Linked DNA regions of Mus musculus: region 1 is linked to region 2. The links are chromatin loops, found by intact Hi-C in ENCODE. Cell type or tissue: left cerebral cortex. All regions are shown on one strand. Links, peaks and the distances in the headings refer to the core of each region. The heading gives the core; the rest is flanking DNA. Region 1 has its middle 14 kb from the start of 1700057H15Rik. Region 2 holds the start of Pou3f1 (POU domain, class 3, transcription factor 1).

Region 1 (16,541 bases), core at 3,873-11,872, 160 kb before region 2:
CACTTCAAGATATTTGTAACAACTATATCTGTGCCCTCTGTTGTTAGCAGAGCTGTGGAATGACTGATCCTATGCTAGTGTGTTGCCCACATTCATAGTGCAAGGAAGAGCTGCATTCAGGGTAGAGGATGCTGCATGGAGGTTTTGGTATTCGTAGGACCCACAGGAAGAAACCCTGTGCAGAGTGGACCATGACACTTTTGTGAGGAACCTGAACTTTGCAATCAGAAGCCTGGCTTCTGATCCAGGCACTATCACTTGTAGTGTGTAGTTTCTACTATGCCATTTTAAGCTCCAGGCAGACCCTGCTACCAGCCACCTCCCTGTTTTCCTTGGATCTGTGGATGAAAGACACACAGACAGACATATATTAGTTTATTTTTAATGTGCTTCTTAGCTCAATGGTTGAGCACTTCTAAGCCTCCTGTGGCTAACATTCCCTTACCTTCATTCCCAGCTTAACACCTCGTTGTTTCCCTCTGCTTAGCTGCTCAGTTACCTTTACTCCTAGCTCAGCACCTCTAAATCTGCCCTCAACTTACTTGCCTAATTACCTTCACCTTGCTCAGCATCCTAAATCCGCCCTCAGTTGTGTTTTTAATCTCCCACCTGCTACCCCAGGCCCAGTCGGGGAAGCGGCCAATGGCCTCTCCACCTGAGATCTCACATGGCTGGTGGCTCTCTCTCCCTCCAAAGCATAGTGAATCCTCTTTCCCCTCCTGCATCTCCTAGCCTGCCTGTGGAAACCTGGAAGTCCCACCTCTTCCACCCAGCCATTGGCTGCTAGCATAGATATTGCTCCATCAAGAACCAACTGGGGAACAGGACCTCAACAATTCTAGAGATTAAAGGCATGTTTAGTAGACAAGCCCCTTTATACAGTGTCTGAAAGCTACTATGTTTGGGCCGAGCAGTGATTCTGTCAATGTGAAAACTGGTCATGCTGAGACTGTCTGAGTTGCCCACCAGATTGCATTTCCAGAAGGACCCATGCTGGTTCCCTGGGTCAGAAGGATTCTTCAGCTATGTTGTCACTCAGAAGCAGTTTCCTCACTCTGGATGTTGAAGTCCCCAGGAGTCCAGCCTCCACTTTAGAGTGGGAGAGACAAAAATTCCAGTAATATGTTGGTCAAAGGGTGCTGATCTGTAGGAAACCTTCAAGAACTAGGACTAGCCAGCTCTGAGGGCTTGCACAGAGCACCCACCTGCACAAATGTACACTAGGGAGAGGCTGCAGAGAAGTAGAGACTGTCTAAGGCCAGCTGACACTTAAGTTGTTCCTGGTTTTCAATGCTTCTCCTGTAATACTTACTGTTCCTCTTTGTCTACTCCCTGCCATGAAGTCTACTGGCAAGATACCCAGGTCTCTCTTTATCTGGCACCTTGCCATCCCTCATCTCATAATTAACCCAGTCTCTATTTCTGTGAAAGGGACACACACCTCATCTCCATCATCAGTTTCTGCCTGACAACCCCGTGCCCTTCTCAGTCCATATCCTTACCACCCCCTCCAAATGTCCCTCTCCCAAGATTGGCCTGCTCCCCTCTGAGCTCCCAGCCAGGCCTTCCTGGAGCCCGACTTTACTCTGCATATTTCCATCTGCAACCATGTGGTGATTTGGTTGAGAATGCCCTGATTGGCTCAAAGGTTTGAATGCTTGGTTTCCCGTTGATAGAATGGTTGAGAAGAACTGGGAGATGTGATCTTGTTGTTGGAGGAGGTGTGTTGCTGGAGGTGGGTCTGAGGTTTCAAAAGCCCATGCCATTCATTCCCAGTTAGTTCTCTCTCTCTCTCTCTCTCTCTCTCTCAGTGGTTGTTGTCTCCAGAAGTAAGCTCTCAGCTACTGCTGCAGTACCATGCCTGACTGTCTGCTGCCAAGCTCCCCACCATAATGACCATGGACTCTAACCCTGGGGAACCACAAGCCCCACATTAAATGCTTTCTTTTCTAAGTTGCCTTGGTCATGGCATCTTATCACAGTGGTGGAACAGTAACTAAGACAAACCAGAGTTGACTTCCTGACTCAAGTGTGCAGCACTTTGGAGCTGAGACCACCAGGCCTCAGATCTCACCCAAGTACCTACACCACACCTAGAAAAAAAGAGCATCAGCCCTCTTCAAATGGCAGTGCAAGAGTGCATACCTAAAAACCCAAGCATTTCCCATCTCAGTCATCTAGCCATTTATATATTCACGCAGCAGGTACTTACTACAGGCTGACTTGTGTGCTACATATTGATCTAGGAGCTGGAGCAATGGCCAGAGCTAGTGAGGAGCCTGTGTTATTAGAATATATGTTCTAATGAGGAAAGGACATACGCAAATGAACTCAGGAAACATGTGGTATGCACAATGCCTATCACAGTCCCTGGAGAGGGAGGAGCTCCAGCATTCTCTCCTAAATTGGGCACTGAGAGAGCCCCTCATTAAGAAGGTGACAAATGCACACTCAAGGCCACAAAGGAGGTAAGTGGAAGCCTCCCAGTTATCCAAGGGAGGAGCACTTCAGACCACAGGAGCACTCAATGAGTTTTACGTTGATGCTGGGCAGAAACGAGCCCAAATGCAGTGGCTTCAAACAGTGCTCTTGCCATTCTGCAGCAAGTCTCTCAACAGTAAAATCAAGGTGATAGTCATCTGGCTCATCCTGGAGCCCCCGACAGGGGAAGCCACATTCTCCACTTGACATTTCTTGGCTCTTGGCTGTTCTTTACAGCTCTGGTCTTTAGTGTCACAAGATTTCTCTTCTGTGGTCAAATCTCTTCTTCCTGTTTTGTATGAAGACACTTGTGATGGCATTGACCCGCTGAGCTAATCCAGAATCATGTTCCTATCTCAACGCCCTTCACTTATTCATACTTCCAGTCTCTTCTGTGATTGTAGGTAACATGCACAGGTGCCAAGAATTAGAACAGGACGATCTTGGGATGCAGATGGGCCCATACTGAACTTGCCTCAAGCATCAAGCACAACTCCCATGGGCATTTGAAGAGCAAGGGAAAGGGTGTGGCTGTTGTGGAGTGTGTGGGTTCAAGCTATGGCAAGGGCCAGGGTAAGTAGAGCCTTCAAATTGTTCAGATGTTAGAATTCATCTAGAATTCATGAATAGACCTCAGATTTCATCAGGTTCGAGGCTGCCTGCCTGTTACCCTATTAAAGTCCACTTCTAAGTAGCTCTAAGATTCTTCAAACTTAACATACTCCCTGGGAACTTTGAATCAAGCAGGAGAGAAACATCAGGCATTTTTCTAAGGATGTAGACCCAAGTCTGAAAGGTGTAGACATTGCTGCTAACCACTTCTAATGTCCGGAGCTAGCCACACATTCCTACCTATACGCAAGGAATACAAATAGAGTCTTCCTTCGTGCCCTAGGGGAAAAAAAAATCATTTTGCAAACCTACAACAGCCTGTCTTTCATCATGACCCCAGGAGACACTGTAAGAATGTTGACTGTCACTTAAGAGAGATGGGAACCCTTTGAACATGCTGGGCAGAAGAGTGACATTTTTTGATTTCAAGTTTATTAAACACACACACACATATCCTTGGAGACATTCTATATCTTGAATGTGTGAACTTGACTGTTTGCATTTGTCAAAATTCACTGAATTGTACATTTAAAACCAAAGAAACTTATTGTATGTAAATTGTATCTCAATAGAGCTGATGGGTTGTTTTTTTTTTTTTTTTAAGGAATCCCACAGATTGCTTTTTTTTTTTTTAAGAATGTGTGGGTACAGAAGGATAGAGAAGCAAGAATAAATGTGGGAGAAACTAGTTCAAAGATTCTTGGAAGAATCTGAACCCAGAATTGTAGTCATGGAGGTGACAAGGAGTTGGGTTTGAGATGGGGTTTGCAGGTGAAAGTCAATAGGCCTTGCACCGTAACAGGTGTAAAAACGTGATTAACGGCTGAGGTTTAAATTTAGGCTTCCAGGTGCCAAATTATGCTCCATTGTTTACTTATGGCCTTAGGTAAGTAGCTTCATAAATCAAACTCGTGGCTTCTTTCTCTGCTAAATGCAGATGTGAATAATGACAGAAATGACCTCATAGGGGTGGTAAGAGGTAGGATTGTGGTGCCTGAGTTAGGGTTTCTTTTGCTGTGATGGAATACTGTACTGGCTGGTTTTGTATGTCAACTTGACACAAGCTGGAGTTATCACAGAGAAAGGAGCTTCAGTTGGGGAAGTGCCTCCATGAGATCCAGCTGTGGGGCATTTTCTCAATTAGTGATTAAGGGGGAAGGGCCCCTTGTGGGTGGGACCATCTCTGGGCTGGTAGTCTTTGGGTTCTATAAGAGAGCAGGCTGAGCAAGCCAGGGGAGGCAAGCCAGTAAGTAACATCCCTCCATGGCCTCTGCATCAGCTCCTGCTCCCTGACCTGCTTGAGTTCCAGTCCTGACTTCCTTTGGTGATGAACAGCAGTATGGAAGTGTAAGCCGAATAAACCCTTTCCTCCCCAACTTGCTTCTTGGTCATGATGTTTGTGCAGGAATAGAAACCCTGACTAAGACAGGTACCATTACCAGGCAGCTTGAGGAGGAAAGGGTTTCTTTCTGCTTACACTTCCAGGTGAAGAGTCTATCACTAAGGTTCTTCCTGGGACTGAGAAAAAGCTTAGTCAGTAAAGTATTTGTCTTACAAACAAGAAGTCTTGGGTTCAAGACCCAGAATCCACATAAAAAGGGCAGAGTGGTGGTATATGTATCTGTAGCCCCATCTTTGGGATAGTGGAAACAGTCCCAGGGAGAGACCTTGTCTTAAGAAATAAATAGATGCTACCTGAGGAACAACACCCTAGACTGTCCGTTGGCATCCATGTACACATGTGGTTCATACCCAGAGGCTCTTCTTTGAAGTGATATCATTTTAAAATCAAAGATCATTATGAGATCTAGACTCTCACAGAGGGTGTGGAGGGTTTCCCAAGGCACTCGGTAGCCAGCAAAAGGCTAGAATTTCAACTCCCTTCTAACATTTCGGTCTTTCCCGATAGGTTACAGATCCACTACATCAGAGAAGTGAGCCTAAAAATGGAAGTTCTCTGTACAGAGTTTTCTCACATAAACTGAGAATGTCACAAAATGTGCTGGGTACATTTTGTTAACTTGATATAAAGTTTCCCCGGATGAGCAAACCTCCACTAATTGCCTCCATCAGATTGACCTGTGGGCCTCTGCAGAAAGAGAGACCTGTCTCAACAAAGTGGGAAACCAAAACTGATTTTTACAGGGATGTACACAGGTACACACGGAAGGGATATTCACATGCACACACATACACACTGCAGGGATGCACGCGCGCGCGCGCACGCACACACACACACACACACACACACACTCATGCACACATGTGCACACACAAACACAAATTAATTGAAAGAAAGCATAAATGCTGGGCATGTAATATCTGTCTTTGAGATGCTGAGGCAAAAGGATCCCACGTTTGAAGTCAGCCTGCAATAAGCACAAGACCCACCCTGTTTCAAAAGGTCAAACTCATGAAACAAACTAGCAAAACAGCTGTAGGATGGCTCAGGGAAGGCACCTGCTCCTGAGTCGTCCCCAAGGCCCACATGACAGAAGGAGAGGCCTGACTACTGCAGGATGCCACCTGAATTCCATGTGAATTCTATGGTACTTATATAAATAAGTAAGTAAGTGTTTTTAAAATGAAACAAAAATGTCAAATGTGGGGTTAGGTATGGAGAAAATGGACAGGTAGCTCAAGAGCTAGGATTCAGTGCTCAGACAGACTTAGTGTTGCCTCACCAGAAACCCTGGCAATTATTGTCTTCTAGAAGGCTCAGTTTCATCACCTGCAAAGAGACCATTGAAGGTCACTGCACAGCAGGTTACTATATTGGGACAAAACTTGAGTCCAGAACTCAGGCTGGACATGAAGCATCCACTTGAAGAGCATTTGCTATTGTAATTAAAATTATACTAAGTGGCTTTCTCTTCATTCTTTTCCCTTCCCTTCCCTTCCCTTCCCTTCCCTTCCCTTCCCTTCCCTTCCCTTCCCTTCCCTTCCTTCCTTCCTCTCTTCCTTTCCTCCTTTCTTCCTCTCAAGTTGCCATGAAAATGATTTTCTGTTTCCCCACCTCCAATTAGATATTGATCAGAGCGTCTGATTGCGAATAAGCACTTAATAAAAGTAAATAAGTTCTGACATTTTATTTTTACTCTTGAATAAAAATGCTCACCACCGTCCTGAAAATGAGCCGTCACATTTTATTTAACAGCAGAAAAAGATTTGTACATTTGGCCCTGCAGGAGCTGAGGAATCTATTTTCATTATAACAAACATTGATTTTGCATTAAAAAGTCTCATTATTTGAGATAATGACTGCTAGGCTCCTTAGTTATTCTTTTGGTTCCTAAATCATTAAAACCCTAACATTTAAAGAGCAAGTGGGGCAAACCTCAGTGGTCCCAAATTGTCACCAATGAGTGGGTTCCCTCTGACTCTCCTCCTGACAGACAAGATGCACAGAGATGCTGGAAGTCACATGGTTAAGCCTAGCTCCGACTCTTGTGTTCCCACAACTCCACCCTCCAAAATGGAACTAATTCTTTAACAATCAGTTCACAAAAAGAAAGAAACGGGTGGGGCATTGGGGGCTCTGTTTTCCATGTCCCCATTCAATCTGATCTTTAAACAAATCTTAATTTTAAAGAAACAGGAAAGGGGAATGAAGCAGAGACAGTCCCCTGACTGGGCGTTAGTGGCCCATCAGTGTTCTCATGGGTAGTAGAGGTACTTGGCCCGGCCAACCTTGCATCCCCAGTCCAATAAATGATTGACTCCCGCAGTGCCTCCTGGGTAAGTTTCCACAGTTATTCTCTCTCGCGCAGAGCATTCGTGCTGCCTGAGACTTGGCTGGACATCTCATTGGCAAGCCACAAGTGACACGAGTGAGTTTTGCAGAATTTCAACCGCATGCGCCGATTTGGATAATGTATTCTTTCAGAAGCCAGGGCTGAGCTTTAAACAAAGCGTAATCCTGCCTGCATATCAATTTCCCCAGGATGTCGAAGAGGGAAAGGAAAAAACCCAGAACTACAGTGCTTTCTGCAGCCGCATCTCCACGTGGGGTTTAACAGTGGGGACGTCCGAGCAGCCTTCGCAGTCTCCTGGTTCATTAACAGGAGCACAAGGCAGGCAGGGGAGAGGTGGGGGGCGAATCATAAAATATGAAAGGGCTTCCCTGGAAATTGGCATCAATGTGATTTATTCAATCCAGATCCAGGCTCAACTATTTGAAAATAATTGAATAGTTGATACCCACTGCCACTTCTAAATGATGGGAACACAGGCTGGGGGAGGAACGGAGGAGGTACTAGGAGAAATTCAAGATGCCCCAGTTTTCTGGAAGGGTGAGAGAATTCTCCTTGGACACCACTCTGTAGCTTCCTGACTCTTCTAGGACATCCTCTCCCTGGGTTCCTGCTTCTGCCAAGTCGTGACCACCGTGTATAAGCATTTTGAATCCTACCATTTGTCCTTGGCATTGCATGTTAAACATTCTTTAGAAGTCATAGATGTAAAAATGTAGATAAACCATATGCGCTTATGGTATGAAATGCAAGCCTAGAAATATGGGAAACATGTTCCCTTTCTCCATAGTCATGTAACCCTAAGATTGCTACCACTAACAGTTTAAAGTTTGCCCTTTTAGAGATTTTTCTATGTCTGTAAACACACATACACACATTTATATAGACTTTAAGGCTTTAAAAAAAATGTCTCACTGGCCATAGTGACACAAACCTGTAACCCCAGTACTCAAAAGGCTAAGACAGGAGATCTTGAATTTAGCTGGATGGGAGTAATATACTCCTTTAATCCCAGCATTGGGAGGCAGAATCAGGCAGATCTTTGTGAGTTTAAGGCCATCCTGGTCTATAGAACAAGTTCCAGGACATCCAGGGCTACGCAGAGAAACCCTGTCTTGAAAAACCAAACCAACCAAACAAAAACAAAAACAAAACTGGTGTGGAGGGTATGTATGAATACATAAGCCAAGCCGGATAAAATCCCAGGAAACAGAAGCAAGCAGATCTCTGTGAATTTGAGGCCAGTCTGGTCTACATAGGGAGTTCCAAGACAGGAGGATTATATAGAGTTCCTGTCTCAAAAAAAAATTGTGTACGTGTGTTTATGTGTGTACATATACACATAACTTATTTGCAATTTTTCATTTAACAATGTCATGAATATCTTTCTAAGTCAGCACATATAACACATTCTGAGGATTATCTCACGTCTTCTACTGCTGGGAATCAAGGCATATCCTGTGGTTAGCACAGGCAACATGACTTTGCCATTGTGTATACATCTAGACATGAGATGTAGGCGTCTACAGAACTCTCAGCACTGACAAAAATCTCAATATGTGACCTGAAAAGTTTTTCTGTATTGTTGTCAGTATTTCAATTATCACACTTAATGTCCACAGACCTATCTGGTGACTCCTACTTGTATAGTAGGAAGAAAAATATATCTGTATAGATTTATTGTATATTAAAGATGTGCGTGTATCTGTGTGACTGTGTGTGCACTTGCACATGTGTATATGATCCTTTTCCTGTGGAGACATAAGCAAGTGTCTATTTACCTTACACAGGGCACTAAGAACCAACCAAAGAAGCAACCCCACCCAAGCCTAGCTTACTGCACCAATGTATCTATAAGGCTACTTAAAGAAGCATAGATGAGGGGTCACTTCGAAAAGCATGGCTGACACAAAGATATTTGATCTGACCAGAAAATCTGTTCCAGTCTGGGTCTTTCTCTTACTCATGAAAACTGTATCCCAAGCTCTCCTTCCATAACCTGTAGGAAGTTCCACTGAGAGCCTCCTCCCTCCAACATTTAAAAAACAAAAAACCAAAAACACAAAAACAAACAAACAAAAACTTTTATAAAGTTAGAACCAGGTTTTGTCGATCCTGTACATTTCAGGAATTTCCTGAGTCTTATGAGAGTTCCTCCTGAATACTACAATTCAGTATGAGAGAAGGCTCTAGGAAGCGGCTACCCAACAGCCTCCCTAGAGGAAAAGGAGCACCAACTCAGTAAGCCTGTTTGGGATATAATGGGCCTCATCCTAGGACATTGTTGGAAAGGGATGCTAATGTCATGAAAGGACTGAATGAAGCTTAGAATCTGGAGTTCCCAAAGGACCTGGGAGAGATGGGAACTAGTAAGAAGTTCTGGGGAGAGAAAAAAAAATGTTAACAATGTGGCAGAAGATGGAAGGAGATTAGCCCATTGGTTTTTAGGACGGAATGTTAGATCTTTACGGATAAAATGTAGGGAAATCCTTTGTAGCTTTTGCTGATTTGTGTGGGGAAGCCACTCTGCTCTGGCTACCTGGAAATGCCTTTTGACGGTCCTGTCCACTGGTAAAAGCCTGTCTCATCTGACAGCCTCTAGACCAGAGGACCCTCCCTGAGCAGAGGGAATCAGAGAGGTCCAGCTTGGAGCACAAGAACCAGCAAAGGACAATGAGTGTTGCAAGCTCTCCAGGCAGGTTCAGACGTATGCAGTGTAGACAGAGAATGCCGCTAACCCCTGAGGAGCTGCGCACTCACCCTGAGGAGCCGGCAGAAACTCTTAGAGGAACACCCACTGCCGAAACAGGGGCTCCTGTTTGGTTGCTCCCCCAGTTTTGAAGTCTTGAGCCTCACTGGTCTCTGCTTCAAAGCACACCACAGCAAACTAAGGCTTCGCCACACCCTTCTCTCACTTGCCCTAACCTAGATGATCACTCAGCCTGTCCCCTCCCACGACCCAAGTGCACTGTGCATGTGGCATCTCAGAGCTCCTCTCTCTCTCTGGATGTCCTTCCCCACAGTCTAAGTTCATTCCTCAGTGACAGAATCTGTCCCCCTTCCCCCCCAGGTCTCCATACTGTTAAGCAGCTTGTCCCCTCAGTCTAGACAGCTCCCAGAGGAAGAGCCCCCTGGTCAATCATCTTTCTGACCTCAGACAGGCAGCAGTTTGAGGAAAGCTGACCTTGAGCTAGAAAGCCTGCTGAGCGCACTGAGCCCTGTCCCAGCCCTGACAACATCCATGTGGTGGTCCTGTGGCCTTGGGCACTAGCAGGTTTATTTCAAGGAGACCATTGTCATTTGCATACAAAAGGGAGAAGGGAGGTCACTGTGGCTATTTGCCTATTTTTTTTATTTTGTTTCCCTTTTTGAAGTTTTTGTTTCTGTGGCAAGCTGCTTTTTTGGTTTCAGTTTTTTATTTGGTCTCTTTTTCTTGTTTTATTTTATTTTATTTTTTTGTTTTTGTTATACATATACATACACATACACATACACATACACATACACATACACATACACATACACATACACATACATATACATATACATTGACAGGCTCTCTCTATAGATATCCCTTGCTTGCCTCAAATTCATTATGTGGGTCAATTTGGTCTCAAATTTAAATGATCTACTTGCCTCTGCTTCCCCTATACCAGGATAGGTTTTTGTTTGCTTGCTTGTGTGTTTTTGTTTTTAGCCTTGCAATAGGATTTGCTGCTGACTTCATTCACAATATAGGTAAACGAACTGAGACTCACGGGTCTAGAACTTAGCCACATCATATGGCAGTTCATTAGGCAAAGCTAAAACTACATTTCCCAGAATTCCTTTCACCACGAGGATCTGGTTGGTGTGGCCACCATAGGTAGGTATGGGAGAATTTGAACATAGAAGTGGAGCTTTGTGCTCTCATTCTACATGGGTGCGGCCACTGCTGCTGTAAGTGTAGCGATCTTCTGGCCTACATGAGCAGACCCTCCTGGATGCCCCTTCCAGCTTCTCCAAACTCAAGGCCAGATGGGTATGCATTTCCTTCTGTGTGCTGCCTTGTGATCTGTTGGTGCACAGAGGTTAAGCAGAGCCCAGCAACCATCTGACGTGTGTCCTTTCAGGGATACTCTGTTCTCGCTCCTCCTCAGCAAACCCTTCTTCCAAGTTTGTCTGAACTTGCTCTCCGCTTCTCCCTGGCCATCTTTACTCAGAGACTGCCAGCCCTGATGACTCCAGGCCTAGAGCAGACTTCCTCCTATCAAGCAGCTTTCTGGACCACCAAGCCCTGGCAGGAAGTCCTGGGATCCCGCTCTAGGGGAATCACAGCGGACATAGGGAGCTGGCTGCACAATTGTCAGCCTGGGATTCCTGTCCCCTAGTTTTGGACACCTTACTAGGGACACAGAGGTGGCTGGAACCTCAAACTCCAGGCCCTTCTCAATGAGGTCACCACTTTGTCAAGGGATCTCTCTCAGATCTACTTCTCCAAAACAGTGATTGAGAGGAACAATCCAGGCCCTTCCCCTAGACCATATGTATTGTCCCCAGAAAGCTCCAAGGGACACTTAAGCCTGCCTGCGTCATAGACCCTCAGTGGACTATGGGGTAGGCACCTTGTCTGGGATCCACATTTCCCTTGGAGAAGTCTATTTATTTCTCCTGGTTCCTAGGCCCTTAACCTCAGTGCTGCCTCTTATGCCTGCTATCTGAGGACTCTATTAATTAGACAGTAAAGATGTCACAACACCACCAGCTCAGGCCATTGCCCAGGCTAGCCCCAAGCCAGTCCTTCCTCTCACTCACTGTCCCCTACACACTGAGCTGAGACTGTGTGCGGCTCACCATGGCCAGTATCCCTGCCATCCATAGCTGTAAGGAGGCTCCACACACTGTGGACTGAACAGGGGGCTTTTGGGACACACGCTCTCCTCTTCCCCTCATTCACTGTCCTTCCTGTGGAAGGCCTCAGGTCGTCACTCCCAGACTCCTGTCTCAGACATTTCCTTCTGAGAAAAAGGCCGCAGTTAGGCTGTGGAAACAGATGGATCTGAGTTAAGTTTCTTGCTCACCACTCACTAGCTCTGTGACTGTGGAGACACTGCACACTCTCCCTGAGCTTTAGGCACTGTGGTTTGAATGAAAACGCCCCCCCCCCTGTATAGGGAGTGGCACTATTAGTGGGTGTGGCCTTGTTGGAGTGGGCGTGGCTTTGTTAGAGGAAGCATGTCTCTGGGGGTGGGCTTTGGGGTCTCAGATGCTCAAGCCAGTCCCAGTGTCTCACTGTCTCTTCCTGCTGCCTTTGGATTGGGATGGCAGAGCCTCTCCAGTACCATGTCTGCCTGCATGCCACCATGCTTCCCACCATGGTGATAATGGACTAATCCTCTGAACTGTAAGTAAGGCCCAGGTCAATGTTGCTGAGGCCACAGCATCTATTCACAGCAATAAAACCCTAACTAAGACAAGCACTTCAACTCTAACGTGAGGATATTAACTCAATAGGTACACTGTGATGGTTCAGTAAAGTGCAATGTATGAAGCACAAAGCCAGCGCCTGACACAGTGTAATGTGCCTTTTTAATGGAAGTCATTATTCCTGTCGTTAAGATGGCTATTGGGATTTTTAAAAATCATTATGGCCACTAACCTATGTGCTCCATATGAGTAGGGACTGTGCCTGACTTGTTTTCTCTACTACCTAAAATGGTGCTTCGCATATGATAGCACTCGGTGACTACTTGTTAAATGAATGAATAAGTGTCTAATTGCTGGGCTGCGGAGATGGGCTCAGTGGGTAAAGTCCTTGCGGTACAAGCATAAGAACCTGAACTTAGATCTCCAGCGTCTATGCAAAAAAGCAGAACACTAGCATGTATCTGTGACCTAGACACTGGGAGACAGAGACAGCAGGGGTTAGGGGGCTTGCTGGCAGCCAGCCTAGCCAATCAGTGAGCTCCAAGTTCAATGAGAGACACTGTCTCAAAACATACAGTGGAGAGCAATAGAGAAAGATGTCTTATGTTGACCTCTGACCTCCACTATTTACCCATCCACATATATCATGCACACACACACACACACACACACACACACACACACACACACATACACACACACATCTATAACTGCACAGTTTGTGTTTCTGATAAAGTAGGCAAGAAACCTTTCTATCAAGGATGTCCTGTGACATCTTCAAATGTTTTAGTTGACCATCTACTGACTCCCGCCCCACAAACAACAACCGTGCTATGATTCCTCCGTGTGCCAAGGACATGCACGCCTGCCAGACGGCAAATCTCGCTACTACATGTACAACATGTACCTCTAAACACTGCACCTTTGGGCAGCTTGGACTCAGCATGCAGACCTCTTTCACGGCAGGACACAAATAGGGTTCACCCTGATTCAATAGCTCACCTTCACAGGTGGAGAAACTGAGGCACGGGAGTTTAACTCACTTTCCTGTAGTCTGAAACTAGGCTTCAAAAATTTACCCAATGCCTGCCATGTCCATCATAGACAACCCATACACTCTACGAGGTAGCTATTAATAGGTACATATACCGCGGAGGCTCAGAGTGAGTATCTTGCCTAAAAGCACACAGCTAATACAATTTTATAATGCATAGTAGTTTCTAAAATTGGCACAAGAGTTACACGGAGTTCTATCTCAATTGCCTCTGAGTGCTGCCCAGTACAACCATTTTTGCCTAACTAACACTTGAGTTTGAGAATCGATGTCAGGATATAAAATCATTCTACCGCTGAGCCCTGTAGGTCTTCGGCTGCCCCCTGGCCCAACAGAGGCAAGAGAGAGGATTTGGAGTATCCACATAATGGCAAGTTCCTGACATTGTCTACAGCCCTTATACATGAGCAGACGCCATTATGGGATTGGCTTAATGAGTAGCTTATACAAGGAATCCTGCACAATGACAGGCATGCAGCAGGTGCACAATATGTGTGTGTGTTAGATTTAACTCTGAAAAAAAAATCTAGTTCTCTCCTTAAAAACACATCACACAGGCATCAGGGACCCTCAGTGACAGGACAGGTGGGATCTGGGCTCTTACAGACTGTTGTTCAGGTCAAGGAAACACACAATGAGCAGATAATCAAATAATTAGTGCATAAGAAGAGGCAGGCAGTGCTGTGTGTGATGAGAAGAAAAACCCAGTAGAGAATGGGAGACAGCAAGCATCTTCCCAGGAAGATGTCTCATGGGAGGTGACCTTTTAGCAAAGAACTGGTCTAGCCTAGGGAAATGGGTCCACAGGCTCACAACGGGATAAGGTCAAAGTTGCTAAAGTTCTGTGTCCAGATTTAACGGGAGCCTGCTGTGACAGTTGTATAAACCTTAGGACCCAGTCCACCTAGTGCCACGGCCAATGGTTTGTGTCCCTTGGCACAGCTTATATGAGAGGGGATAAAAAAATCCAGATATCTGTGATGGTAGAACACAGAAGGTTTGAATAAGGGAACTCGGTTCATGAGCATGCACCTCTGTGTGTGTGTGAGTGTGCATGTGTGTGTGTGTGTGTGTGTGTGTGTGTGTGTGTGTGTGTATGTATGTGTGCGCACACGCACACAAGTGTAGACACGGGACTATGTATCTGCAGCACCAGGGGAATGAGGTGTTGGTAATGGAGGAGAGAGTCAGGACAGTGTTATTTGTGTGTGCCTCTAAAGCCCAGGGGACTGACCTCTGTGTGGGCAGTGAGGTAGAAGACCAGTTAGCCACAAGCAAAGTTGAGCAAATGAAAACTGAATGTCCTTTTTCCCAGCTGTGCCTCTGCTCCCCGCCCCTCTGGATCCCAAATGTCCATGTTTATCCCTACTTCACAAACTGCCTGACAGCAAGTACAATGTTGTTTCAGTCTCTAAGGGTTGCCTAGGTGCCAGGGTCTGGCCACTTCTCCATCCTCAGGTCACTGCATGCAACTTTGTAAGGTGGAGATTCTCTGGTTTTGCAGGTGGGAGCCATGGCTCACCGTGGGCCCAGCTTTCAGAGCAGTCTCCCTCTCACCCCAGGCTGCTGCTCACTGGCACAGCTGAGATTCTCCCCCTGCCTAAGCCGTGCCTCCCACGTGGTCAGCAGTAGGGCTCCTCCAAGGCTCCAGACACAGTCATGCAGTTATGGGGATTGATAACCAAATCCCAGCATCCTCTAACCCCCTCCCTACTGGCCTGTGCCCACCCTCCGGATGCAGCAGGAGCCAGGCTGGGCACTAATTTACACTTGTTTAACTACAGCTGCCGCCCACCAGCCATGTGTCTATCCACCATTTATTGCGCTTTCCAAAGCCCTGCCCGGCACTCAGGGGCATTTCCTGCCTGCACTAATGGAGGAGAATAGACGCATTATATGTGAATAATGGATTATGATGATACAATTTGGGTCTCTTAGCTCTCACCGAACCTAGGCTGGCCTTGCATTATTGATAACTTACACACACCTTCCCAAGCGTGTTTATGTAAATATTTAATAGGGAAAGCAAGTTAACCCATTGGTTTCAGCCTTTTCTAGAGCACTGGGGTTTAAAGGCTACGAGGGTTTACTGGGGGACCCTGGGCAGATGGAGACTGTGAGTTTGATCCCTTTGGGAAAACCAGGAAATTCCTAGGGCATTTATGTGGCTGAGATTTTCCAAGAATGGAAAGCGAAGCATGGGTCAGCCCAGCCACGAAAGACATGCCTCTGGTCTAAAATGCTGCCATGAGGGACATCTAATGCTGGACCACAGCCAGGGCAAGTCCTACCACCAAATAAATCAAGCCACTGCCTCCGACATACGTTACATGGCTGGTTTCCTGGCTTTTCACTCGGGCTCCACGTTTCACACTCCATTTCCTGATGGAAGGCAGTGCTTTATAGACCTTCCCCTACCACTTGCTGGACAGCGAGCTCCTTAATCTCTCTGAACATTGGTTGTCACATCTGTAAAATGGGGAAAGAGTGTGCTTGCCTCCAGGATGCTCAGGGGTTTGTCCAATGACACCTCGCCAATATATTGTGTATCTGAAGGAATCAGGGCAGAGGCCGACGTTCAGTGAAGTCTGCGTACCACCCATTATCACATAGCTGCAATCGTCTGTGAGAGGTCTGTGTTTTCCCCCAAGGTCTTCATGCCATGGCACACATTAATTGGTAGTGTTTCTTAGCAGTGTGGAAAATACCTGTGCTTTCTATACTCAATCAAACACTATAGTTATTTTGCTAATATTGTTTCTGGCAATTAAATTACTTCGGCCCCTCTGGGGAGTCACCAGAGTGGGGCATATGCCACATCCGATTGTGCTGAAGGGAGAGGGTCAGGAAGAATTAGGAAACCCGTGGCGGACTCCCTCTGAAGCCCCCTAGATTCCTGCTTTCTCTTTGGCTTATGTTTCCTACCTCTCCCTCCCAAACTGTTTCTGACCAGCTGTCCTTTATAGAGCATGCGTCCTTTTACTGCCAAGCCTTCAGACAGGTATACTCCTCTGCCGAAGCTCCCCTTTCCTCTATCTTCCTGGGAGCCCCAAACCTTTCAGTATATGGTTGAAGCATCATCTCCACCACCAAGTGTTCCCTGCCTCTCTCAATTGGAATCATTTTAACTTGAAACACTTAGCTTGCTCTTCTGCATGGCTACCAGACTTGTAGTACTAAGGTCTCCAGAGGCAGACCCTGTGTCCAGATTCTCTGTAGTCCCAGCCCCTCCACCA
Region 2 (16,541 bases), core at 4,075-12,074:
GCCCAATCTTCAGAGTAATACAGGCCTGGTTAGGACTGGCATGAGAGACTGAGAGACTTCCGCTGTAAGAATTCAAGCCTTGGTCCTACACTTAGGGCTGGGAGAAAGCTTAGCCAGGTTCATGGACCAAGAGAACTTGGGCTGCCTCAGGGTGACTGCTTCCTGGGCCAAGATCCAGGAAAACCCAGCATCCCTACCTGGGTTCAGATACAGGAACCCATCATAACTCCAGCAGGTAGAAAATGCCTGTTCAGGACTATGGCAAATAGTCAGACAACCCTGGCCTCTTCTTCCATTAGCAGGTGCTTAACTTGGGACATTCAGGGCTCAGAGGACAGGGTAACTCTTGTCACTGTCAACTCTGTCGCAGCCACTCTTAGATGATCTCCACAGCAGCTGCCTTTAGAGCCCTTGTCTGTCTCTGTCTCTCTCTCTCTCTCTCTCTCTCTCTCTCTCTCTCTCTCTCTCTCTCTCTCGTCTTCAAATACATAGGCTTCATTCTACAGTCCTGAGTAGATTCCTGTCCAGTGAGGTCCTAGCTAGGTCCCCAGCTCGGCACCCAGAAATCTTTGAATCACTTTGAAGCAGAAGAAGGTCTAGCAGTGTACAGAAGCCCAGCAGAGGAATAGGCAGAAGTACGGAGGCATGCAGACTGAGGAAGCACACACCAGCTCCAACTGAGGCCCCCTCCACTCAGGATCCTTAGGAGAGACACAAAACAAGGACAGGGATGAAGAAGTTGGCCGCATCCCACTGTCCACTTCTCCAACAAGGACACCTCGAACTCAATTCCCTATCAGACAAGTCCGAGTTGACTCCACGGGAGGCTAGACAGCTGCCAGCTGCCAGCTGCCAGCCTGCACATTGGATTTCCGAGGTGCCCAACTGTCCTTCCCTAAGTCAGTCCACAAATCCTATTCTGCAAGTTTCCGGGCGGCATAACCCCAGCACAACCAGCGCTGCCGACAGACCACCGGTTCCAGCTGGGAGGAAAACAACACGAAAAGGCTACAGCAGCGCAGGACAGGGCCCAGTGTCCATTCCCCACCCACTGGTGGCGCTTTCTCTGGAACCAGTCTCCACCCCGAGGTTCTCTCATTCCAGAACCCTGGAGCCCAACTGGTTCCTGGAGCTTGCATCTCCGCGTACAGGCTCAGCGGCTCACTGTCCTGGCTCAGCACTGCCCACGCGGTACTCACCTGGCCTCGGTGCCCAGGGAAAGGAAGGCGAGCCGGCGAGAGGCGTGAAGCCCAAGCCGATCCGAATCTGTCCGTGCCTGCTGCACTTTCAGGACTGCAGAGGTCCAGCTAGTTGTGGCGCTGAGTCTAGAGGGAGTAGAGGGAAAACCAAGACCTTGGGAGAACGCGATGCGACCTGGCAGCCGCAGGAGGCGAGGCCCCGGAGGTTAGCAGCCGCGCGGTACCGAGCCGGGAAGCCACGCAGCTTCGCTCTCGCTGCAGCCCAGACTCGCGGGATCCTGGCCCGCAGGCAGAGGCGCAGCGCAGGGAAGAGTGCGGGGCTGAGTCTCTGCTCGGAACCCGAGCGCCTCCCGGAGCCCGCAATCCCCCGCCCGCCCCAGTGGGATGCAGGCGGAAATTGAGCTTGTGTGGAACGTGGGGACCGACCGGGCTCCGAGTCTCCCGCGCTGCGGTGAGAGCGGGGCCCACGCAGCCGGGACCGGAGGGGGTGCGGTCCCAGTGCCACCCCCGCGCCACTCCCCACGTGGCGGCCGCGCCCCCGGGGCGTGAATGTGTACGCGGGCGGTGGTGGTGGGGGTCATGAATGAAGCCCCAGCGGCCAATCAGCACTGCCGGCGCGCGGGACCCCGGGAGCGAGACCCAATAGCGAGCTCCGGGTTGCAGGCCCCGGCGGCGGGCGGGCACGGGGGGAGGAGGCCGGGGCCGGGAGGCGGGAGGCGGCTCCGCGGGCAGCCAATGGGCGGCGGGCGGGGTGGGGCTCCGGAGCGCCCAGCGGGTCCGGGCTTTAAGCCGGCGGAGCGCGGCGGCGGGGCCCGCAGACGGAGCGAGGCGGCGGCGGCGGCGGGGCGGCGCAGGGCGCGGGGCGGCATGGCCACCACCGCGCAGTATCTGCCGCGGGGCCCCGGCGGCGGAGCTGGGGGCACAGGGCCGCTCATGCATCCCGATGCCGCCGCGGCGGCGGCAGCGGCGGCCGAGCGGCTGCACGCGGGGGCCGCGTACCGCGAAGTGCAGAAGCTGATGCACCACGAGTGGCTGGGCGCGGGCGCGGGCCACCCCGTGGGCCTAGCGCACCCTCAATGGCTACCCACGGGAGGAGGCGGCGGCGGCGACTGGGCGGGCGGCCCGCACCTGGAACACGGCAAGGCAGGCGGTGGCGGTACCGGCCGAGCTGACGACGGCGGCGGTGGCGGCGGTTTCCACGCCCGCCTGGTGCACCAAGGGGCGGCCCACGCGGGCGCGGCATGGGCACAAGGCGGCACAGCGCACCACTTGGGCCCCGCCATGTCGCCGTCGCCCGGGGCCGGCGGGGGTCACCAGCCCCAGCCGCTCGGGCTGTACGCTCAGGCGGCCTACCCCGGTGGCGGCGGCGGCGGCCTGGCCGGGATGCTGGCGGCGGGAGGCGGCGGCGCGGGACCCGGCCTGCACCACGCACTGCACGAGGACGGCCACGAGGCACAGCTGGAGCCGTCGCCACCACCGCACCTGGGCGCACACGGACACGCACACGGACATGCACACGCGGGCGGCCTGCACGCGGCGGCGGCGCACCTGCACCCGGGCGCGGGCGGTGGTGGCTCGTCGGTGGGCGAGCACTCGGACGAGGATGCTCCCAGCTCCGACGACCTGGAGCAGTTCGCCAAGCAGTTCAAGCAACGACGCATCAAGCTGGGCTTCACCCAGGCCGACGTGGGACTGGCGCTGGGCACCCTCTACGGTAACGTGTTCTCGCAGACCACCATCTGCCGTTTCGAGGCCCTGCAGCTGAGCTTCAAGAACATGTGCAAGCTCAAGCCGCTGCTCAACAAGTGGCTGGAGGAGACCGACTCGTCCAGCGGCAGCCCCACCAACCTGGACAAGATCGCGGCGCAGGGCCGCAAGCGCAAGAAGCGCACGTCCATCGAGGTGGGTGTCAAAGGCGCGCTCGAGAGCCACTTTCTCAAGTGTCCCAAGCCGTCTGCGCACGAGATCACCGGCCTGGCCGACAGCCTGCAACTGGAGAAGGAGGTGGTGCGTGTCTGGTTCTGCAACCGGCGGCAGAAGGAGAAGCGCATGACCCCCGCGGCCGGCGCGGGCCACCCGCCCATGGACGACGTTTATGCGCCTGGGGAGCTGGGGCCTGGCGGGGGCAGCGCGTCGCCACCTTCTGCGCCCCCGCCACCCCCGCCGGCCGCGCTGCACCACCACCACCACCACACACTGCCCGGCTCTGTGCAGTGACCCTGCGGACTGGGTTCCCCGCCGGCGCAGCGGTGCCTCCGGCGCGCAGTTAGCGCGCGCGGCCTGGACTCTTTTTGTTGTTTATTCGGTTTTGCTTTGGATTTTACAAAAAGGAAAAAAAAAAAAAAAAAAAAAAGCTCAGAAACTTTTAAACAAAACCAAACACCCGGGACCGACCCCTCTCTCCAGCGAGCGGCGAAAGGCGGCCGAGAGGCTGTGTCGCCCGAGTCCCGGGAGAGAGCAGCGGAAGATCCAGAATGCGCCAACTCACTCTGGGCGCCCTGTGCCCACTGCCTGCTCCCTATCCCCATCCCCTCGACGACCCCCGCCCCTGCCCCTGGGCTGTTCGGGGCCGGATCCCGGCAGCGGCCTCCCCACAGCGAAAGGTAACGCGGTGCGGGGTTAGGGATTCCCCGGGAGAATGGACGAAGAGAGGAGAGTCCCCAGCAGCTCTCCCGGGCGCGGACTCCCTGTAGCCTGCAGGTCACGGGTGGGGGCTGTCACTTTATTCTTTCCGCGCCTCTTCTCTCGCACCTGGACGCGCCCCACCCCCTCACCTTTTCTCCGGGCTTGGTTTTTTACGGTTTTTATTTATTCGTGGAGCCTCTCGGCTCCTGGGGTCCTTCTAACTCCGCCCGCGCCCTTAATTTAAATCGCTGTATGCTGTATTTATCGGGGCCCCAGAGGGGAGGCCGCGAGAGCCGCATCTGTGTATAAAAGCAGGAAATAGCCAAAGCTTTAATCTAGCCTAATTTATTTTCCCTTTCTCTTCCCCTCTCCTCCTTCAAGAACGCAAAACAAAAACAAAAAAAAAAAAACTAACAAAAAAATTTTTTTTGAGTGTTCATTTTTCGTTTCGTTTTACCCGAGCCCTCGGCTCGGTTCCTGGCCTAGCAGAGAGGGTCTGCGCTCCCACGCACACCCGGGTGGGAAGGGGCATCTCCACCCGCAAGACCGAGCACGCATCGCGGGCCACTGCTTCCCCGCCGGGCCTTGCCCCTCCTGGCCTTAACGAACGAAACTTGGAAAAGTTGGAACTATTTTTTAACTAGCTGTAGAAATAAACCCGTTCCCCCCAAGAACCTTGCGCCTGTTTCCCTACCGCTTCCCCCTGCTCTCTTTCCGGCCCCCGCGGGATGCGGGATGCTGGGGGAACCCTGGGGAGAAATTCTCCAAATTTGGGGTGAGGTGGGAACCATGTAAATATGTGAGATATGTACACACTGGCAGGGGGGGAAGAAACACTTTGTGCTTGGTTTTTATTTTTTGGTTTTCTGGGTTGTTCTCCCTCCCCATCCTAAAGGGTTTGTATGCCCGACTAAACCGAAAAAGATATTTTAATATGGTTTCCTAATTTCTGACCCATCTCTATTTATTTTCTGGATGTGTTTGGAGCTTCCCCCTTCACCATTTCTTCATCTGTTTGTTAAGGTTTCAGCTTAAATTTTGTTTTTATTTTTTATTATTTTCAGAACAATGTTTTGGTCCATTCTCTTTGTATCTTTATTGCAAAAAATAATAATAATGTAGACTGGGAAGTTCCCTTTATATTTATGTTATAGTAAATATTTTATTACTCACATAAACATGTACCCCAGGGCTGTGTCCTGTTCTCTTTACTGCTAGGGCTGGGCTTGATTTGCAGGAAGCGGTGAGAGTCCCCAGCCTGTTCCTCTCCTGAAGTTCTGGGCTCTGAAAGGAAGGGAAACACCAGCCTCCTTCTCGGTCAGTAACAGGACTGCCTGCCTGTTGCTTGCTTGGTCAGCAGTTGGGCACCTGGCCCAGGTACAACAGTCTAGCAAGAATCACATCCTGTTCCCATTGCCTTCAAAGACCAGACCAGGGCCTAGGATAGTAAAAACCCTTGATAACATGGAACCTGGGGTCAGCCATGAATCTGGATACAAGCTGACACTCTTCTCAGCCAAAGCAGCAGATCGCCTCTTCCTGGATTACCAGCCTTGCCTCCCGTGCCTGACACCCCAACCCCTAACTTTGATTTCACCTTGTGTCCCATGAACGGGGTCCAAGCCAAGTTTCAGAGTTATAGGGCAACTGGAAACCTAGTCAGGGGCTTCCTACCCCCAATTGGCTCCATCCAAACAAATGGTACCCAAGCCCACCTAGATACATTGGACTTCTGACAAGTTCGGTCTGAGGTCCATTCAGTAGTCCGGCAGAACTAAGTCCGCTTGGGAGGGAGTCTTGCCTATTTGCCTTGGGCAAAGCTAGCTCTGCTTTGCAAACTACCAGTCCCATACACTCTTAGTGGTGGAGGCATAGACTATGCTGCAGGAAAAGCTTGTCATAGCTCCTGGGTAGACAACTAAGAACAGCAGGGAGGGAGAGATGAGTTTGCTGTTGAAAGGGGGAAAACCAACATTCTGAGATGTTCTCAATGCTTCAGTGGCCACATCACTCAGAAAGTCTCCATACTGGGGACAGGTCTCAAGTTCAGCTCAAAACCCAAGGTAGCATCCAGTCAACATAATTTTTTTTTTCCCTTTAAAACATCCCTTCCTGTTTCTTCCATAGCACAGTTCTTTTCCCTTCTCAGGAAAAATACAAAGTTCTTACTCTGTGGAGCAAAGTTGAAGGCACTGTGGGTTCGGCTGGGGAGAAAGTTGTAGCCCAGGCGAACCTGCGTGCCTGGGAAGGCGCTCACGTCCAGGTCTTGGGAAGCCCTTGGCTCTAGCTAGTGGACTGGGTGATGCCCAGAGTCAGGTATTCCAGGACCCCCAAACCTGTGGTCTTTAGCTGGGCTGGCACATCAGTATAACATACAAAACTTTGATGCCGTCCCATATTCCTTCCTACCCCCTAGTTCTCCCACCCCTAGATTTGTCCCTGACTTGGGGAATGGGGCCGTCCCAATATGGAAGCAAATGAAACTTGGCTTTCCAGTCCCTGCCCTGCCAGCCCAGAGCCTCTGCAGGTTTTGAAACTGGGAAACTGGAAAGGCCTTTCACAGGCCTCTTCTCTCCAGTTGACACCAATTGATTGATTGATTTCCTAATTGTCTGCTTAATCTTGTACAAGAGGGTGGGCTTATTATTGAAGCAAGTCAACTCAAAAATAGCAAAACAATGCAGCCCCCCAAGAGCCAGCAGCAGCTGAGGGATAGAACAAAAAGAAAGAGGGGGAGGGAGAGGATCCTGCACTGCAAGGGTTTGGCTTAATGAGATACCAGCCTGGGATCTCTACCCTGCTTCAGGCAACCTAGGAACCCAAAGTCCTAACCCTTCCACAGAATAGTTGAAGAAAGGCACATCAGTTGTGGGCTTCTGGGTTTCTTGGATGTAGGTCTACCTGCCTGTGCCAGAGTTCCTCAGACTTCGGTCTGAGAAGTGCATCCTTCCATTGCAAACTTGGAACTTCTGAGGCCATCTCTCACCCTTGACACTCAAAGTTATTTCCTGTAATCACAGAGCAGGTCAGTAGAACTTGACTGGTTGCGTGAGAAAACATACCTGCTGATATTTGTGTCTTCTGCTGTGTGTGTGGGAATCCATGACTGGTCCCAGAGCCACATGGTACGGGGGAATCCATCTTATTACTGGGAATCTGATCTAGAGTATTTACAGGAGTAAGGGCCTCTTAGCGCTGGAAAAGGAAGGAAGGAAGGTAGCCATTGTGGTCGTTAAGGCAAACCCAGAAGGCACCCTGTCTTGAGCACCAAGCCCTTCTCCCTCATCTCCTGCCGCAGGTTATACAGGCTTCTGCGCTGCGCGGTATGAAGTCCAAGCCGTCACCCTTTTGTCCCTAGAATTCAACTCAGTGTCCACAGGTCTACCCGACTCCTAATCATAGCTCCCAGCTCGGAGCTACTTGGAAGTTCCTAGACAGGTTCTAGGTCTGCGTAAGAGAAAAAGCAAGGCAATGTGAGCCACCCAGGGCCAATCTTCTTCCTTCCTGAACTTTTCACAGTAGGACTTGAGCCCCAGAAAGGAGAATCACTTAGGCAGAGGGTGAAGTGGGAGGGGTAATCTAGCCCAGCTACCCCCAGAAGTTTAGCCAAGAGGATCTTCCCAGAGTTTCAGGTTAGAGGCAGCTTAGAGACACTTCAGTTCCTCACCCAGCGGTTAGTGTTTCTCAAGTCTCGAGGGCTTCCCTAGTGCCACTCAAGACTCCATGTGGGAGGACTGCCCTCTATTGGTCCCTGAGCTGGGACATGACACCCAGTCATCAAAATGACCTAATTGTTGCGCATGCCCTTCTCCCAAGTCAACTTCAAGGTGATGGCTGATGGTAGGCTTTGCTAGCCAGAGCAGAGGTGAGTTTCAGGCCCCAAAGGAGGCAATCCTGTTTCACACACAAATGTGCTGGTTTGTGGTCCCATCCCTTTCCCTCTTCCACCCTGCCCACTCACACAGCCATGCTCAGAAACCCACTACCACATGCTGCCTCTTTCATCTCTCCTGCCCACACACATCCCCACCTCTCCTCTCACCAGCTCAACAGCTTACACACACACACACACACACACACACACACACACACACACACAGACACAGACACAGAGCCTCACCTACACCACTGTTTGGCCACCCAGACCCAGCTTTCTGGTTGGTACTGAACTCTTGGGAGTCCAGGCACCTGACCCCCGTACTGTGTAACTAAACACATTACCATCTGCTGTCACATTTAGCCAGACCCTCTCCTTTCCAGGTTTCTAAGCATTCACCCCGCAAACCACTTTCTAAATCCATCCCTGTCCGACCATCATTGCCCCAGCTCCTCCCAGATCTCTCTCTCTCTCTCTCTCTGCTCCTTTCCGATAATTAAAGTTAGGCTGTGTGTTTGTATGTATGTGTGATCTTATTTTTTAAACACACACCCCCACACATACATATGCGTGTATATATACAAACACACACAGCAATTAGCTCCAGCCTCCACCGTCATGCTAGAACAGTAAAACCTCGTTATGCACAGGTCCCCATGCGCCCCTGTGATGAACCCAGATTCACCTAGTCATGGGCTCCTGATCTCTCTCTCTCTCTCTCTCTCTCTCTCTCTCTCTCTCTCTCTCACACACACACACACACACACACTCTAGCATTTCATGAAGTAATACCCACTGTATACTCCAAGAGTAGATAACCCACCCCCTGCTTCCCACTTCTCTTCAGAGAATCTTAATGGACTCTCCTCAAATGACCCAGGGCCCCGGAGCACTGTGCTTACAACCCTTCCCCTGCCCACCCCATCTCCATCCACACAGCAGTGGACACAGCTCCCTGCTGAGCCTGACCAGGGTGGGTCTGGGTTTTATTAGGCTGCAGAGACAGCACGGAGGCATATGGTCTCGTACACAAGAAATAATGTTCATGTTAAATCAGACCTCATGCATAACGCATGAGCCTGATCTCACATTATTTTGGGTGTTCGTCAAAATCAGTGTTCTTTCTTGTAAGGACTCCTGAAAAGAAGGGAAAAGAGCGTTGGCTAATTACACCCACAGCCCGGACCCAGGGATCCCAGAGCGCCCTGGGAGCCTCCTCTGCCCCACGTCACCCACCAGTGGGTCCTGTCCCTCTCTCCCACCCTATCTTCCCACATGGAAAGAGGGCTTGCCTCGGGTTTGTAGCAGGCATAAGGCCCCGTGTTATTTTTATTTCTTTTCTCTCGGCTCTCTGTCCCTGGAGGGTTCTGGGGAATAGCGGTGGCTCCGTTGCTCTCTCACACCCGATTCATTTGCCGTTTTATGAACTCCCGGTTGATTCATCGCCTCCCTAAGTCAATGACTCACTCCTGATGGCTTCTCAGAAATCCTTCTTGAAGGACTCCCGGTTATTCAGCTTTGAGCGGGAGCCTGAGCCGAGGTAGACCTGGACCTCGCACAGCACAGTCCCTGCTCCCTTGGCCTGGAGTCACCCTGCTTGGGTTTTTGCAGAAGCCGAGCTGGGGAGGACGGAGTACTCCCTCTATGCAGAAGCTGGGAGGACCTACCCAAGCTGGGAGGACCTACCCAAGCTGGGAGGACCTACCCAAGCATCCCAGCCTGTGGCAAAGCTCCCTTCGGCATCCGTGGATCACCTGCCGTCTATCCTCATCAAAGCTCCAAGAAACTTGCCGTGACTGGGGAGGCAGAGCACAGTTATGGGACCTGAACCGACAACTCACTCACGTTTCCATGCCTCAGTTTCCCGGTGTGACGCTAATGGCCGTTCTGTACTGTAGAGTTGTTTTGAGAATTAAGTGGGATAATGCTCAGAATACTTAGCATAAACGATGAATAAATCAAAATCGTTTTATTCTGAGGCCTGGGTTCAGAAGTTAGCATTCAAGGAAGGACACCATAAGGTGGTGTTCCTCTACCTCTGACCAGGGACCCCACTTTTTCCAAGGACACTTTTATATAATATACACCCATCACTCACCTTACACTTTATGTTGAGTGCCTTACACAATATAGCCCCATTTTATAAAAGAGGAAGCTGCAGCCAGGAGAGTGTTAGCTTAGTCAGGGCAGCAAGATTAGTAAATGCCAGCAATTGGAATAGAAGCCATTATATCTGACTCCTGAGCCCCAGTTTGTTTTATGCTAAGGCCAATGGCAAAATAGTAGTCAATGTTGAGTGTTTGTTCAAAGCAAGAAAAGGAAAGCCCCAGAACGCAGGCGTGGAAATCGGGAATCAAGGTTGTTAGAGCCAGCTAACTGGGTAAAATCTACGGCCCCCTCTCCACTACCCAGAATCAAATAAATCCCAGGAGGCTAAAGAAAGTTGGATAACTTGCCAAGTTAGGAAGATCAGGAAGTCCCCCTATTTGGCCCTCTCCAAGCCTCCACATCACTGAGCAAACACATTGTAGCCAAGGATGGAGACCTAACATCTGCCCAGGCATTCAGCCTCATGGTCCTATCCACTAGCCGTGAGTCTTACAGAAAGTTCCTTAAGTTCTCCATACCTCGGTTTCCTCTTCTGTAAGCCAGGATAAGAACAGCATCAGCCCCACAGAACTGCAGTGAGGACTTGACAGTTGAGAGGATATATAACATGAACACTCAGAGCCTCCCGCATCATGAGTACCATTAAATGTTAGCTGTAAAAAATAATTTTATATGTACAGTGTGTATTAATGCTGAGCTATTGCAGAAAAAAAATGTCAAGTGCTTCCCCTAACACTCCTGCCTTTCTAAAATGATTTCATTCATAAAACCACTCTAGGATAATTAGGTCTAAAATCCCCATCCCCATTCCACAGGTGAGGACACTGAGGCCCAAGGATGGTAAAGGCCTTTCTCAGAGGGACCCAGAAAATCAATGACAGGCGCAGTTCTTAAGCCTAGTGCCTAGTTCCAATTTGTGGCAAACCTGCTCCCCCAACCATGTCTTCTGAGGCTATAATACTAAGCCCTGTGTGGCAAGGCTTTGTGCTGGGCTCGCAGAAACAGCACCCAGACAGAGGCATTAAACTGAGCCAGGACGAGTGGATAGAGGTTTGCTCAGGAGTCCCTGGATCTGGGCCTGATCCCTGAGACAAGTCCCTGAACCCTCAGACCATATCCACTCACCCTTCCTGAATCCTGAACCTTTCCGCCTTTCCCACCCTGTTCAGGACGCTCCTCTAGCAGGCCGTGGCACACTTTTGACCCTAGCACAAAAGATTCAGTGCAGGGCTCACGGCCTCTAAACCCGATGGAGTCCCAAACTATGAGATTAAAAGTCTGACTGAAGCTTCCTTCAGGTCTCCGTGAGTAGTTTTACTGCAACCCTAGCCAGAGGTTAAGCAGAGGTTAACCAGCCTCAGACATTTGGGGTCACCAAATGGATCATTTGTCACCTTGGACCTCAAACTAGGAAGTAACCATTCCTCCATTCACTTATCCATCAGTCCGTTCTCCAGCCAGCTACTCCTCCATTCACCGAGCCACCCACCTTTGCATGCAGCCATTCACCTACCTACCTATTCAGCTACCCACCCATCATCTGCCATCCATTCATCCGATCTTCTTGCTTAACGAATGTCAAGAAGGCTGATGGCCTCTAACCTCCACGCTCTTCTAGCTTTGTCTCATTCCCTTCCTGCCCCTCAGCCATATAGGGTGTTTGAGAAAACGGTGTAGAAGGTAATGATGAAACCTGTTGTCATATCTACGAAGTTGTGTGAGTCCAAGTGCTGGAACTTTCCACACTCCCCTCCTCTCCCCAAAGAAGCTATAGTTGATACAGCCTGTGGCAAAAGTCTAGATGGCCTTAGTTCTCATTTCTTACCCCAGGAATGTCAAGTTCTGGGCTAAATGTAAGGGGTTTCAAAGGTCACTGGGAAGAAGCAGCCTAATAGCATAGCCTCTTTCAAGGCCAGCACTGGACTGCCTTTTTCTATCGAAAATGCCAGGCACCTCTAAACACCAGGGCCCTGCGGGGTGACGTTCTGTTTCCAGCCCTGTCAGTACCGGCATGCGCACTGGGAGCAAACCCCTGCGAACCCCATCACCTCAACTCCTACCCGTGCAATATGGGGGTCTTTGGCAGTTTTGAGGATGTCGCCTGCCCTCTAGCCTGGGTGGGCCTGCTTCTTTGACAATGGGGCTTCTCTGAGCAGCCCACACAAGAAGAAAGATAGGAGATGACGTGGTTGGTGTTCAGGGCCCTGAGGACTCAGCTCGAGCTGCTCAGCCCCCCTCCCCTGACACAAACAATCCTCAGTTACCTCCCCCTCCTGCTCCCCAGAATCTGGGCACAGCTGGAGCCTGCTATGCCCTAGCCACCCCATGAATCACCGCTCTATGGTCCACGGGGGAGTGGTCCAGGGAGCATCCTACGCTTGCTCGGGAGGAGTGAGGGCCAGAACTGCAGCCCTCAAGCAGGCAGTGTCCACAGAAACAATGGGGGCCTGTGGCTAACAGGCGGAATGCAGCTATTGTCCTGCCCTGGCCCCCAACCCCAAGGCCCCAGGTCCCCAGGCCAGGCGGCCTGGCGTGAATCAGTGCGTCAGACTCTCGTGTACCAGGGCTGGGCACACATGACCTGCTGCTTACCTTCTCTGGGTAAGCAGGAGGGTAGGCTGATGGGCCAGACCCCCACCTCTACAGCCAACCTCACAAAGGATCCTCCTGCACAGAATGAGAAGCGAGATGGGACCCACGGGAGTAAAGGCAACCTCCAACCTACCCATCCCTAGGATGCTTGAGACCAGCAGCTCTGAGACCCAAGCTATACATCACAGTGGGGAGGAGACCACATTAGAATAATGCAGGATTAGAGTGGGGTTGCTATAGCGACGTATTAGGGCAATACATCTAGGGAGCCCCAGCCCCTTGGTGATGTATGGCTCTGCTCAGCTGTGGGGAGCAGGGGGAGGGGACCTGTCCCGCCCCTCCAAGGGAGAGCAGACACCGAACACTCTTCATTGGAGGAGAGCATCTGCGTTAGACACTAAAAATAAGCATCTGAGGACCCCGTCAAGACTGAAAAGTGTACCCTGCCAACTGCCACTGTCCTGCATATTCAACTTGATGTCAACTTCAAATCTCAGCTCTAACCATAGCCTCAGCCTCTGCCATCCCTAACCCCAGCCCATGAAGTAGCACCAACCCTCCAGCCCAGCCCCACCAGGCTCCCACATTTGCTTCATTGCTAAGGACTGGTCCCATACTGTCTCCCTGAGTATCTGATGGGACTAGATGTGTGTGTGTGTTGGGGGGGGGGGGGGATCAAGGGTCAAAGAAAAGAACAGAGCCAGACCATAGTGGTCTGTGACTTTAATTCCAGCCCTTACACTTGGAGGCAGAGGCAGGCAGAACTCTGAGTTCAAGGCCAGCCTGGTTTACAGAGCAAGTTCCAGGACAGCCAGGGCAACACAGAGAAATCCTGGCAAGGGTGGGGATGGGAAGGAAGGAGAAAAAGGTTAGGGGAGAACAGAAGGGAAGGAGATGGGCAAGCTCCTGGAAACCTCCCTAGTAAAATCCAGAGTCCATCTTAGGCAAGTGCTCCCTCCTCTCCCAGTGGCCTTTGTGCTGACCCCTGGCACCCCATTCTGTCTAATCCAAGTCTATCTAGCATCCCTGTGTATGATCTCAGGGCTATAGAGAGGCTGAACAGGTGGACCTACTGGACAAAAAGAAGAAGAGCCTGCCAATAAAGAAAGACTCAAAACCAACCAACCAAACAACAGCCAAAAACTTTCCCTTTCCGATAATGTTTGTACAGGTATGAGACAAAGTCGGGTGGCAGGCTGCCTCCTAAGCACACGCTCAAGTCATTTGTACTGGCTTGCTCCCCTCTGAAGCCCTGCATCTCAACACCTTAGGGACATCATGGAAGATTCTCTAGAGACAACACCCATTGCTACATTTACCTTAGAATTGTAGTGAGAGGGGAAAGAAAGAGAAACCTGTTTCAGAACCAGACTGGCTCTCTTGACGTTCCATGTATATTAATTCCATCTATGCATCGTGCGTGGGCATATGTGTTGAAGTGCATGTGTGCAGGGTGTATGTGTACATGTGTGTGCGTGTACATGCCCTGCGTCCTCACTCATTGCCTTTCCAGTTTATTCATTGAGTACAATACTTATACAACCCCCTCAAAGTCTTCTGGCTTTTTGTTGTTGTTTTTGTTTGGTTCACTTCAAGGCGGGTTCTTGCTACGTGACCCAGACCAGCCTTCAACCCAAGATTCTCCTGTTTCAGCCTCACAAATGCTGGGATAAAAGTGTGAGCCACCGGGCTGGTGAGATGGCTCAGTGGGTAAGAGCACCCGACTGCTCTTCCAAAGGTCCAGAGTTCAAATCCCAGCAACCACATGGTGGCTCACAACCATCTGTAATGGGATCTGACTCCCTCTTCTGGAGTGTCTGAAGACAGCTACAGTGTACTTACATATAATAAATAAATAAATTTAAAAAAAAAAAAAAAAAAAGTGTGAGCCACCATGCCAACTTTATCCCTTTTTATGTTTGAAAATAACACTGAGCCTGGCCTCCTGGATGAAACAAGATGTGTCCAGGAGACCCAGCCTCTGCCGCTGCCAGACCCAGACCAAAGCATGAGACCAAGTAGAAAGCCCGGCCTCGTCACTGGTGCTAGACCCCAGAGAAGTCAGGTCTTCTTCATTCCTGATTGAGAAGAACTCCCAGACATGATTCTCTCTCTCTCTCTCTCTCTCTCTCTCTCTCTCTCTCTCTCTCTCTCCCTCTCTCTCTCTCATTCAGCCCACGTGTGCTCCCTCCTCACAGTCAGCCGGACACACACGAATACATTCAGAATGCGTCCACTCTCACCCGTGGTGGAACAGAAGGCTGAAAGGAAGGTAGTGGGAGGGCAGAGTGTGTGCCCAGAGGGCAGTTCCTGGGGTCGGGTGGCAGGGTGCCCAGGGTACTGAGTGGGCAGGAGACCTCATGGCTTCCTCTCTTCTCTAGCCAGTGACCAAAGGTCAGCTCTGGCGGCTTGGCCACGTGCAGTCCACCCACAACCCTGGTCAGGTCATGTGAGACCAGGACTGAGGCTTTGTCAACACTCCATTGTCTCCCAGAGCCCAGCCTCTGTGTGTGGTAGGGGGAAAACCCTCTCCAGCCCAGGCGAGCTGGTGAATCTCCAGAGCCATAATAAGCTCCCAAAGAAATGCTTCCACTGGGGAGTCCTTCAAGCATGATGATGATGATGATGGTGGTGGTGGTGGTGATGATGATGATGATGTCATCGTCGATGCCCTACAGGACCCCATTCCTCTTTGAGACTTCACATGATCCTCAAGAAGTGGTGAGGAGGGCCCTCCCTTGGCATTGAGAGAGGGAGCAAAGGGAGGAAGGGCCTCCTTTCCTCTGTTCTCCTCGGGGCAGATATGCCATCATGTGACCCCAGCCCCCCCCCCACCTCACCCATTCCACAGATGCTCTGGGGGGAAAGAGAGAGCAAAGAAGGCTGAAATATGGCCCTGAAGGTCATCTTGCACGTCAGCATTGGGACGCGCCCCGGAGCCCCTTGTGTCCTGGCTCCCAGCCTGGACCACAACACAGGCCCCATTGACTCCTGTGTACCCTCTTTCCCAAGATGCCCACAAAGTCATGGGCTCATGGTTCCTAGCCACAGGCTCCTGAGCCCCCCAAGAAGGCCAGGGTTGGCGAGAACATAAACTGCACCTGCACAGGAGTCTCTCAAGTCCAGGCTGAAGGTCATGGCCAACCTTTAGGCTTTATCCTACCCAGTCTGAAATGGAGTCAAATGGAGACCCAGGTAGGGCACGTTCTCTGCCAGTTCTCTGCAATACAAAGTCCTATGTTTTCTTTAAAGCTAGCCCCTGACTCAGCCCTTACCACTGAAATGTAAGGCCAAACCACCCTGGTCCACTGTGTCTCTCTTACCAGGGGTGTCAGGTGAGGGAAGAGGGTTGTGCCTGGGGGAGGGGCTGGGGCTGAAGAGCTCCAGAAGGGGAGGGCTGGCCCTGCAGGATGACAGAGAGATGATTAAACCCACAGAGAAGATTGATAAGGGTGCTAAAAAGCTGCAAGTCTGCAAGGTGGGCTGGGGACAAATCTCATCTTGTCCTGGCAGTGCTCACAGTTTTGGGGGGCTGGGCCAGCCTGGCTGAGCTCATGACCCATACATACAAAGAACACTCCAGAACAGGAGGGACTAGGGGGCTAGAAGGCCACTTCCTGCTTCTCCCTCCTGGCCTCTGATGAAGGCTTCTGGAGCTCACCGAGGGACCCCTGCCCCCTTAACACCTGGGCAGTGCGTCCCTTCACCCACAGCATCTCTGCCTCAGCTCTCACTCTCGTTATTATTAGATGTGATTTACAGCGGAAGCGCTGAGTCAGACAAACCGAGATTTCCCCTAGACAGAGGCAGTGGGAGAGGAGAGTCCAGGGGAGGTGGGCAGGGTCCTCGGAGGGAGCCAGGAGCTGGGTATACCAGACTCCAACTTGTAGAATGAGCAGGGAGTTTATGTTGCTGTTTCTCCTACCTGCTCTAGGCCCAGGATCCTCACTTGGGACTCTTGGACATTCAGACCCCTTTTCTGACATCTCGCCTCACCTTTGAGCTTGTCTTGGTTGGCCTCCTTTCCTTTTACAAATTTAAGAGGAGAGCCTGGAAATGAGTCAGGACCTTGTGTCTTCAGAACGGCTCTGAAGGTGGTCCCGAGCTCCCAGAGATGGAGAGAAACAGCGGAAGGGCCC

What was found. Peaks named below come from ENCODE experiments on the same cell type or tissue, not always from the same donor. Only the 100,000 strongest peaks of a DNase experiment are listed, where the experiment ranks them.
Region 1: it touches region 2 in a loop (3-fold over the local background); 1 of 42 quality-filtered maps calls a loop at or near these places.

Annotation. Positions count from the first base shown.
Region 1 is chr4:124,491,308-124,507,848 of GRCm38, forward strand. No RefSeq gene overlaps it. Among named protein-coding and RNA genes, the nearest start is that of 1700057H15Rik, 14 kb to the left of the region's middle. In left cerebral cortex, for the core only: no CTCF peak of the experiment used is centred there; DNase peaks (open chromatin) are centred at 6,966 and 7,367; H3K4me3 peaks cover 405 bases.
Region 2 is chr4:124,655,641-124,672,181 of GRCm38, forward strand. Pou3f1 (POU domain, class 3, transcription factor 1) reads left to right here and starts at 2,006. Exons shown (of 1, transcript NM_011141.2): 1 at 2,006-5,015. The coding sequence starts at 2,067. The coding sequence ends at 3,416. Gm38545 (predicted gene, 38545) reads right to left here and starts at 12,552. Exons shown (of 4, transcript NR_168615.1): 1 at 12,403-12,552; 2 at 10,329-10,463; 3 at 8,994-9,593; 4 at 8,654-8,838. Gm2164 (predicted gene 2164) reads right to left here and starts at 1,847. Exons shown (of 11, transcript NR_168006.1): 1 at 1,200-1,847. In left cerebral cortex, for the core only: a CTCF peak has its summit at 7,563 (motif pointing left); DNase peaks (open chromatin) are centred at 4,429, 7,580, 7,830, 8,826 and 1 more place; H3K4me3 peaks cover 1,300 bases.